Regions from separate parts of the Homo sapiens genome. Here regions 1 and 2 are each linked to region 3. A link is a contact called in ENCODE Hi-C or POLR2A ChIA-PET data. All regions are on one chromosome and are shown on one strand. The core of a region is the stretch at or near the end of the contact, and the rest is flanking DNA. Distances in the headings are between cores, read along the strand shown.

Region 1 (3,181 bases), core at 429-2,928, 150 kb before region 3:
GGCAGAAGAAATATGAGAAACATAGATACTCCTTAAAAAAGATGGCATTTGTCCCCAGCTACTACAACCTCAGGGAGGCTGCCACATTCTTTGTACCAAGTTGCCATGCACTAGACAGCAAAATCTCATCAAAAACACAGCTATATTGATTATTCATTTTTTTCCATTTCCACTAATGCTACCTTCTATAATGCAAGTAATTGAGTATTGATTGAGTATTGACTATACTATAACAATTCAGTTAACTGACTTGCCTGGGAAATGGAGTACTTGGTTAAGTGAGTTTCCTGTTTCTAAATAATTTAGGAGGTTGGAACCTACCTCTGAAATTTTATTTTATGCATGTGTAGATATATTGATCGACTTAAATTAATAAACATCAGGTACAGAATATGACAGCATAGGCTTTGGCACAAGCTTGAGTATGCATCAAGACTTTGCATCTCGTTGGCTGCATGATTTTGGAATACTTTTTTAATTCCTGAGCCTTGGTTCCCTCACCTATAGATTGAAGATAACCTCATTTCCTAGGATTATTGTGAAGATTTTATTAGATCATGTATGAAGAATGCTTGGCAAAAGTCCTGATGTAGAATTCATGTCAACAAGTAGCACCTATTATGACTATTATTGTTATTATGAAACTGAAACTGTCTCATTTCAGGGGAGGCTCCCACAGCATGACAGATCCAAGGTAGACTCAGAGCAACAGACAATCAAAGTCATTTGGAAAAAGTGAGGTTGGAAAATGAAACCAACAATTGGCCTATGGATTTGCACAAGAGAAAGTAAGCAAGTAAAGACTAGATCCTGGGCACCCGTTTGGTGGCTGAGCTTACATTGCTTGAGTCAATGCCCTGAAGCCCATGTGGTTAGTTGTTGACAAAGAAGAGAATTCCTTGTCTTTATCAGATGCAAATCCCCAAGAGGTTCAATTTAAGAGCCATTTCTTGGACTGGCTAATATAACCCAGCAGTTAGAGCCAAGATTATCTTCTGTGTGATTATAGCCTGGTTGGAAGAATCATGGCCTGAGTCTAGCTAAGGAGATTTAGACTGTTGTCACTTATGGAATCCCAGCTAATGAACTCTCACACAGCAGGACATGGTTTGAGGCACATCATGAGACATTTATTCTTTAGAAAAGCCACCCCTCTTTGGCCGTTCCAGGCCACCTTCCAGAGCCCCTCTCTGGTTTCCCACACACAGTGTTTGTTCCTCTGGGCATTGCTTCTCAGGAGGCTGGGAAAAAAAAAAGATTGGTCTTCCAAGGTTACTGAACTTATCTCTTTTCCCTTGCTATACAAACAACGTGTGTGAAGGCCACCCAGACTTTTGCAATTAAAGAGGAACTTGCAGGGAAGGGTATGGCCAAGGCTGTTTCATAGTCTGCCAAGTCAAGGCTCAAGTTGCCTCTGTGGGAGAACTCTCCTGCCATTGCTAACTAAGCAGCCTGTCTGTCGATGGGAGCAGTGGGTACATGGGACTGGAAGCTCGAGTCCCAGGTCATTTTTCTGCCACTGGGAAATGTTTTGAGCTCTGCCAGCATCTGCTCACGGGCCACAAGTTGAAAGTGATTTTACATTAGCAACAGAGATTCAAACAAGGAACATCCAACAAATCCTGGTGACTTGCAGCAGTGGTTCTCAGTGTGCTGTGGACCAGTAGCAGCAGCATTACCTGGGAAATGGTTAGAAATGCAAATGCTTGGGCTCCACCCCATTCCTACCTACTGATTCAGAAACTCTGAGGGTTGAGCCCAGGAAGTGGTTTTAAAAGCCCTCCAGGCGATTCAGATGCAGGCTAAAGTTTGAGAACCACTGGCCTAAGGAACTCTGGCAGTGGGAATGAAGAAAATCATTGCAGGGTTCTTAAGAAAACCCAGGTGTGGCTAAACAGATATGCCTGTCCCCATTTCCCACCTACCCCCAGCCCCCACCACCATGATCTAAGAAAGCAAAAGCTCATTGAGGCAGGTGATGTGTTGGACAGAGCAAATACATGACAGGAACACACTTGAGCCTACCTGAGTGGTGTTCAGCATCTGTCTTCATTTGCTCACTTATTAATTAATTTTGTCATTCCCATATGGAGGTTTCTGTTTGTCCTCCATAAATAGCCATCATTACATACAGGATTCTCCAACTAGCAAGGTGGGGAGATGATCCAGGATGGGCAGGGGAGAGAGAGAGAAGCAGCACCAGTCCTGAAGGTCAGAACCAGACCTCAAAACATCCCCACTAGTCCACGGCTCAGAGGAGAAAAGAAGACTGGATATATAAAGGGAAGGGAAGCAGAAAAGAGAGAATGGATGAAGGAGTGGGCATGGGCAGACCCACTCCAATATTTGCAGAACCAGGGGCAAAATGATAAATGGAGACCCATGTACCACGTATCTAAACATTTAAAATGTATAAATCAGTGAACATCAAGTGAACAGACTATTAAGTAAATTATGTAATATTTTCTTATCTTGACAAATATATCTTCATAGCAAACTGGAAGAGCAGGCTTGGTCAATTTAGAATTCCTGGACTCCTGAGAGTTACAGAATGCAATAATGCAAGGAGGGTGGTCACCTAGCTCAGTCTCTGGCCCACGACCTGCTCTCATTCTCTTTCCACTCTGGCTCTGTCCCCATACCATGAAGGGCTTCATTGAAATGCATAAATACACGAGCCCATACATTCAAGCTCCATCCACACCTCTTGCAAACAGCTTCTCTTGGTGACCCCTCAGACCTAGGAGGAGTACCTTAGCACCAGAGGCTGGTATAGGGGAAGATATCCATGTGGGCTCTGGAAATAGGATCATGCCTTTTGGATACAGAATTCTAGGGTCCCAGTTTCTTGGAGCATGGTCTTGCAGGGGAGCAGACTCTAGATAGTCACAATTCCTTGGCCTGTGGATTCTTCAACCCACGGGAAGGGTAAGAAAAACAGGAGCAGATTCTCTGAAGCATGGGTCCAGGACAAGGACCATCTTGCCCAGGTCTAAGGATAGACCAGATAGAAAAGAGGAGGAAACATCAAAGACATAAGAGAGAGGAAAGGAAATAACAGGTGAAAAAGACCTTAGAAGAAATTCTTCATAAAGTGGCTTTTACTGTTACCTATGTACGTTGAGGGACCTGATGTTTCTCTGGGCATCGAGGGAATGGGAACGATTCTTCCTCTGAATTA
Region 2 (3,119 bases), core at 116-2,615, 190 kb before region 3:
GCCCTCGTGAATGGGACTAGTACCCTTATAAAAGAGGTCCCAGGGAGCTATTGTGCCTCTTTTACCATGTGAGGACACAGCAAGAAGGCATCACGTATAAGGAAGCAGGCTTTCACCAGACACTGTATCTGCTGGCACCTTGATTGTGGACTTCTCAGCTTCCAAAACTGTAAAAAACTAATTTATGTTGTTTATAAGCCACCTAGTTTATAATATTATTTTATAGTCACCCAAATAGACTAAGACAGAAACATCCAAAAGCGTTGGAAGCAGAAGATGCAAAGATAGTCCCATCACTTCTCAGAAACTCAGTCCCATGAGTGCTGGCCACTTCAACTGGGGAGGCTTAGTTTGGCTCAGCTTTGAGGAGGTGGTAAACAGCTTCCAAGTAATGGACTGAATATCTATGTCCCCCAAAATTCATATGTTGAAGCCTAACCCCCAATATGATGGTATTTGGAGGCGGGGCCTTTGGAAGGTAATTAGGTATAGATGAAATCACAAGAGTGGGAATCCCACGATGGGATTTGTGTCCTTAGAAGAAGAGGAAGAGAAACCAGAGCTTGCTCACTCTATTCTCCCACCTCTCCTTTTCTCTCTCTCTTCTTTCTTTCTCTTCCTCTCTCTCTCTCTGCCATGTGAGGCAACAATGAAAAAACAGCTGTGTATAAGCCAGGAAGAAGGCTGTCACCAAGAGCCCAACCATGCTGGTACTCTGATCTTGGACTTCTCAACCTTCAGAACTGTGAGAAATAAACATCTGTTGTTTAAGTCACCCAGTCTATCGTATTTTGTTATAGCAGCCCAAGCTGTCCAAACACAGGTTAAAATGGCTAAAACATTATGCAGTTTTTTACTCATTTTATTTTTCAAAATCCTCTCTCATTTAGAACATCTTTCAATTAACTTGAAAAATGACTCCTTATTATACTGTTACATATTTGCCACACAGAGAAAGTACAAACTATGGAGCAAAGAACTGCTAACTATTACCTCCATTCTGACTCTGGCAGGAGCTATGTTTCGAGGTAGTTCTGCCAATTAGTGGTTCTCAGACTGGGTTTCCCTATCACATAATCAGAATTCCTTGGGGTATGAACTATTCAGATTCTTGTCCTACCCTCCCCTGTCAGGGCAGAGTAGGTGAATGAAGGTAATTTTTTTTTTTCCTAATTGACATTTGGAACTCATTGCTCCAGAGAATATAAGTTGGAATTGCTTTTCTTCCCAATTTAGAAATTATCTAGTTTTCCTCAAGTCGTGAACATTCAGACTCTCTGAAAGCCTGTGTTTTCCCTCGAAACGGAATGACACATTGGCCCCCACTCCACCGCACACACAGTCGCCTCCCTCCTCCTCTGTTCACAGCCAAGCTCATGGCACATTGCCCAGCTGGTGAGCACGTTCTGGCTGCCCAACAGCTCTTCAGTCATCTCTTTAAAATTCATTATCCAAATGTGCAGAAATGATCATTTGGAGTTGCTATCATATTTCTCTGCAATGTGACACTCCTCTGACGGGATCATGTGTGGAGAAAACGTGCCCCTTTGACAGAGATGTTATTTCAGCAGGGTGTCTTCTTTCAAAGGGTTCTCCCTTTATCTGAACTATCAAATTGTTCCTAGTTCCATAAAAGCAGGGCAGCTATTGTGATGGAAATTTACATACACAGTGTAAATGCTGAGCTTGTTTGTTATTTGAAAGAAGCTGCTAGAGACTGAATAGATCAGGTGTGTCCTGGTCCTTCAATCAGGCCGTGGATTCAAAGGCTGGTCTTAAAGCGAATCCCTCCCTTTTCCTTATTCAGGTTACAGAGGCCACAGATGAGGAAGCATGTGCCACCTACCAGCTGAGCACAAGCGCCCAGTCTCAGCATGTGCAGCTCCTGCCTGGCATTGGGTGCCTGGTTTGCCAATGCTTCAGCATAATTATTTTACTCTATCTCCTGGGAGAACGCACTGCCCTCCTTTCATGTACAATAACACTTTTTTTGGTATTTACTTTTCCCATTCCAGACCTGGCCTTCTGTTCCCATAGACCATATTTCGTAAAAGATGGAGAACTCCTGGTTCACTGGAGATTAACTATATAAAATTTAGTCTGTGGGCCGCAACCTGTGAGTCATTCTTGAGAAAGTTTCTGAGTGGCCACCTCAGAAAATAAGAGCTTTCTAAATCTGGCGAGAACTTAAAGTCACAGCAGGAATAGAAAGAGTGTTAATGCAAGAAGCACCAGCATTTTAAACATAGTAAAACACTCAATGGCATTTTAAACATAGTAAGATACTCAAGGGCATTTTAAACATAGTAAAGATACTCAATTGTGAGCACAATTATGGCTTTAAGGGATTGCTGATTCATGTATTCCTATTTCTAAAACTTAAAAACAATTATACATGTAGGCCCAAGTATGAGCCATACTGCCCAATGTCTGTGAGCAAGATGGCAACATTTATTTTTCTCATAAAATACAAATGGGAAAAAGTAAATTAGAGGCCACATACTATAATGAGCAATGGACTCAAAAGATCAGAGTTCATATCCCACCTCCATCAGCACTTGTGTCCTTTCACATGTCATTTAATACACATGTATTTTTTAATGAATAGTATTAGTGAAAAAAGGCAGACAGAAAGAGACTTTAGGAACTTCACCAAGTACCACATTTATTAGATAAACTGGCCACAAGAGAGGTTAACTGACATAGCCAAGGGAACTCAGCAATTTTTAGCATAGCACTGGCCAAATCCCATTCTGACTTCTAATCAGTGATCTTTCTCACTGTGGCCTCGATTTTATCACCCCTCACATGGAAACATTAATGCTTATTCTACCTACTTCATAAAAGTCTTGGAAAAATCAAAGACAATATGTGGATTGGATTGAATTATCTCTAGAGAGGTATTTAAAGGCAATGTGCTGGTTCTTTTATAGTTTTCCTTATCACAATGAATGGCACCACCATCCATTCTGTTATACAAGATAAAAACCTTGATACTTCCCTTTCTCTCATTCTCAAATCCAAACCATCACTAAATCTTATTGAGTTACCTTCTCAAGGCATCTTAAATCTGTCCACTTTTTGCCATCTTTTGTTTATTGTCTTTGTCTAAGTATCAA
Region 3 (3,438 bases), core at 517-3,016:
TTATCTTTTTTAAAAATCTCTTTGTATATATGTTAGTGAGAAGTTAGGGAAAATGGCTAGCTTCCTGATGCTTTGAACCAGAGTTTCAACCAAGCCAGTTTCTGGCAGGCTTCTGCTTCTGTCTTCTTGAGATGGCACCATGCCTTGGTTTCTAGTTCTTTCGAAGCAAGTGCAAAATTGAGAACAACACATTTTATAAGAACTTTCTTGGTTCTGTTGTGCTACCTCAGGGAAACCAAAGAGATAGCTAATCTATACCTTGCTCAGGAAGCTGTGGGTATCAGAAATGTATCTGCAGTACTGGTAGTCATTTCATCCTCCCAATAACCTAGTGAAGTACATATTATTATCTCACTTGATGGAAGTGGAAACAGAGGCTTTGACTAAACAAATAACTTTCCCGTTTTCGCACAACTCAAATCACAGGTTGCCTAACTCCATAGTTCTTTCTATCACATTATACTTTCAGGGTGGGGGAATGTCTTCTGAAATATTGAGAGGCATTTAATAATAATCAACAAGTTTCTTCCAATCTTCATTCAGCCTACAACCTCACAACCCTAATGTATATCTTTCTGAAATAGGGAGTTTTTTCACAGTAAAAATGGACAGCATTCTTTTTCCTGTCATTACTCCATACCGCCTTTGCCCCACAAATTTTACAACCTGAAAAACAAAGCAAGCAAAGTCAATTATTGAGAGATCTGGTAAGCACACAGAGCGGCTCAAACTCAAGGTTTTTATTCAGCCGCACTCAAATACCTTGTCTCATGTATCCCAGAAGCAAGCCACACTAAGCAGGGGTATAAGCCAGTCAGAGGGAAACTCCCTTCTCTCTTTTGGGAAGCTCTGACAAAAGTCTCCAGGGGGCACTGCAACCAGCTGGGGGAAGTCTTAGTCTGTTTGGGCTACTGCAACAAAGTGCCATAGACTGGGTGGCTTAGAAACAACAAACATCTATTTCTCAGTTATGGAGGCTGGAAAGTCCGAGATCAAGGCTTGGGCAGATTTAGTGTCTGGTGAGGACCTGTTTGCTGGCTCATACATGACCTCTTCCAGCTGTGTCCTAATATGATGGAAGGAACAAAGACGCTCCCTTGGGCCTACTTCATAAGGCCAGGCCTTGGTGACCTAATCACCTCCCACAAGGCCCCACCTCCTCACAGGGGGTTAGGATTTCAACATGTGAATTTTGAAAGGACACAAACGTTCAGACCATAGCAGGGGAGGACACAGGTGCAACAGTCAGAGTTCCTGGGTGCTAGAGTCAGAGATCCTGAGGCTGGGTGCCTGCCAGCTGCCTCCAGGGAAAGGTCATGTGATGGGTGGTGGGACTCTAACAGACACACACCAGGAGTAAATTCCTAAACAGCAGGTGATACAGAAACTGAGGGAGATGTCTTGCAAAACGAGACCACACAGCATGCCAGCAGGTGGAGGTATAGACCCCCATGTCTCCCAGTCCCCATGAAAATATACAGCTGCTGCTGACCACAAACCCATCCCCCCAGCTGCCCGAGCTGCATACCTGCCTGCTAACTAGGTGCAAGTAACTACTGAAACCAACCTCAGCACATTCCTAAGTGTTTATAGGTCATAAAAGGTCTATTTCTCATGCTTAGTACCCTCATTAGGCCCAAGTTTTAGGCCTACCTTGGGTCCATTCCCGCAGCAATCTTGGGCAAGTCATAAGATCTTGCCCATTATCAGTTTCCTGTAATACAGTAGTTCTCAAAATGTGGTCCCCCAGCCGGCAACATCAGTACCTTATGAGAACTTCTTAGAAGTGCAAATTCTTGGACTCCACCCCAGACCTACTGAATCAGAAACTCTGGGTATGGAACAGAAGGATCTGTTTTGACAAGTCCTCCAGGTCATTCCGATGCATGTTAATGTGGGAACCACCGCTCCCTCCAATACCTCATAGAATTGTGAGAATTAAATAAGATAATACATTCTGTTCTGCTACCGTTTCCGTGTATGAATTAGCCCATCAGAGATTGATCACAGAGAAATGACATCAGTATAATGTGAAAATTGCACTGGTTTCCATAATTTCGTAGGTAATTTTTACTAACCAAGAAGTCCTGAGATAGCAGGAGTAGAACCATAACGTTCAATGGGAAGGAAAAGGCTTGAGGTTTGGCTGCTGTACCAGCAGCAGAAATCTTTTTGCTGTATTCCAGGAAATGTTTAAATGAGTACCTGCCACCAGGGCTACCTCCTCAGGTAGGTGCACCTCCAGCCTTGTGAGCTCTCAGCTTGTGGAAGGTTGTCTGGCTTCCTGTGTGCACCTTAACAACAGCCCTGTGACTCCAAGCTACATTTCCATCGCCCTGTCCCAGCCCCTGCCAGTGTCAGTCTAATTAAAATGTTACCAGCTTTTCATCTTTATTGCTTTTGTGCATTTTAATACCCGTGTGGCAGCCTCTAGCCCCTCAGCTGCTGCCAAGGTGGTCCAAATGATCTCCCCAGGTAGTAGTGATTGCTTTCCTTAATCACAGTTGCATGGGATTTGAATGGTCTGCCTTGGCCCAACTTTTCCCATAAGTCCTATTATTTTTTATGCCAAGTTTTGCAGACAGCAACATTTTCTAGAAAGTGTAATTTTAGGTTACAGCAGAAATGCCTGTATATGTAAATTACCTGGCACATAGTAAGGGCTCAGTCATTATTATTATTAGTTCATGTCTACCATACCTTGTCCTTGAAATGCTGACAAAAAAAAAAAAAAATGAGCCAAGAAAACCCTACAGTGACAATTCCAGTACAAGAGCAAAGGAACACAACTTCATATAGCAGGTTTTGATAATGAAAGGCAGAAGTTCTTATTCTCTTTTGCCAATATTTTTAATGACAGTCATTTGAAGCAATTCCTCCTGTGTTTTTTGTTTTTTCCCAGTTTGAGTAGCTTTTTTTTTTGACATGGGGATATTTTATCTACTCCTATGTACTTAAATCTTTAATGACATTCCATCTCTTTCTTTTTGACTTTAGAAAATCAGACACTTATTCTTAGAAATAGCCAGGTGGAGAGTAATTATCTTGGCCATAATTCTCTGATGTTTACAGAATATGGCACTCAGACTTGAAATCTCTGATGGCCTTTGCTGGAAGGGATTTCAGCCTCCTCGTCCGACATGAATGGGAATTGAGGTCTGGCTCAAGGTCAGACAGCAGAATAGTCTGGCCATGAAAGCCAGCCAGGTGTCCTGGCTTCTAATTCAGTATTCCAGCTCTTAATGTTTACTCTCTAGTTATGTTCTGCTTCATGAGGTCACTTCTAAATTGTTTCCTCAAACCTGGGGTCACAGACCAGTGGTCTGTAGGTCAAATTCAGCCCACAGACATGTTTTATTTGCCCGTGTCGTATATCTTAACAATTGAGAAATTTCACATTTAAAAAAATGTCTTGCTTCACTTGAAAATTCAGAACAT

The links. Hi-C counts contacts between places; a loop is a spot of excess contacts on that map. ChIA-PET counts read pairs that join two places held with the same protein, here RNA polymerase II (POLR2A). Pooled maps may share reads with other maps.
Region 1: a loop to region 3 is called in a map of PC-9, with 9 times the contacts of the local background. The contact joins two enhancer-like sites. A Hi-C loop is called at or near these places in 3 of 168 maps with a recorded cell type or tissue (PC-3, PC-9 and mammary epithelial cell) and 2 of 50 pooled maps. POLR2A ChIA-PET finds 5 or more read pairs at or near these places in 2 of 52 experiments (H1 and activated naive CD4-positive, alpha-beta T cell).
Region 2: a loop to region 3 is called in a map of PC-9, with 6 times the contacts of the local background. The contact joins two enhancer-like sites. A Hi-C loop is called at or near these places in 3 of 168 maps with a recorded cell type or tissue (Calu3, PC-9 and mammary epithelial cell) and 5 of 50 pooled maps. POLR2A ChIA-PET finds 5 or more read pairs at or near these places in 1 of 52 experiments (H1).

The regions. Positions count from the first base shown.
Region 1 is chr5:74,240,198-74,243,378 of GRCh38, forward strand. No RefSeq gene overlaps it. Among named protein-coding and RNA genes, the nearest start is that of LINC01335, 67 kb to the right of the region's middle. RefSeq lists an enhancer at 1,601-1,650. Within about 2 kb of position 1,679, at least 5 of the 41 ENCODE cell types and tissues checked have a DNase peak (open chromatin) inside an H3K27ac peak, as active enhancers do; they include PC-9 and mammary epithelial cell, where a contact is called at or near this core.
Region 2 is chr5:74,205,251-74,208,369 of GRCh38, forward strand. No RefSeq gene overlaps it. Among named protein-coding and RNA genes, the nearest start is that of LINC01335, 100 kb to the right of the region's middle. Within about 2 kb of position 1,366, at least 3 of the 41 ENCODE cell types and tissues checked have a DNase peak (open chromatin) inside an H3K27ac peak, as active enhancers do.
Region 3 is chr5:74,393,870-74,397,307 of GRCh38, forward strand. All of the region lies in intron 2 of LINC01331 (long intergenic non-protein coding RNA 1331), which reads right to left. Among named protein-coding and RNA genes, the nearest start is that of LINC01333, 74 kb to the left of the region's middle. Within about 2 kb of position 1,767, at least 2 of the 41 ENCODE cell types and tissues checked have a DNase peak (open chromatin) inside an H3K27ac peak, as active enhancers do; they include PC-9 and mammary epithelial cell, where a contact is called at or near this core.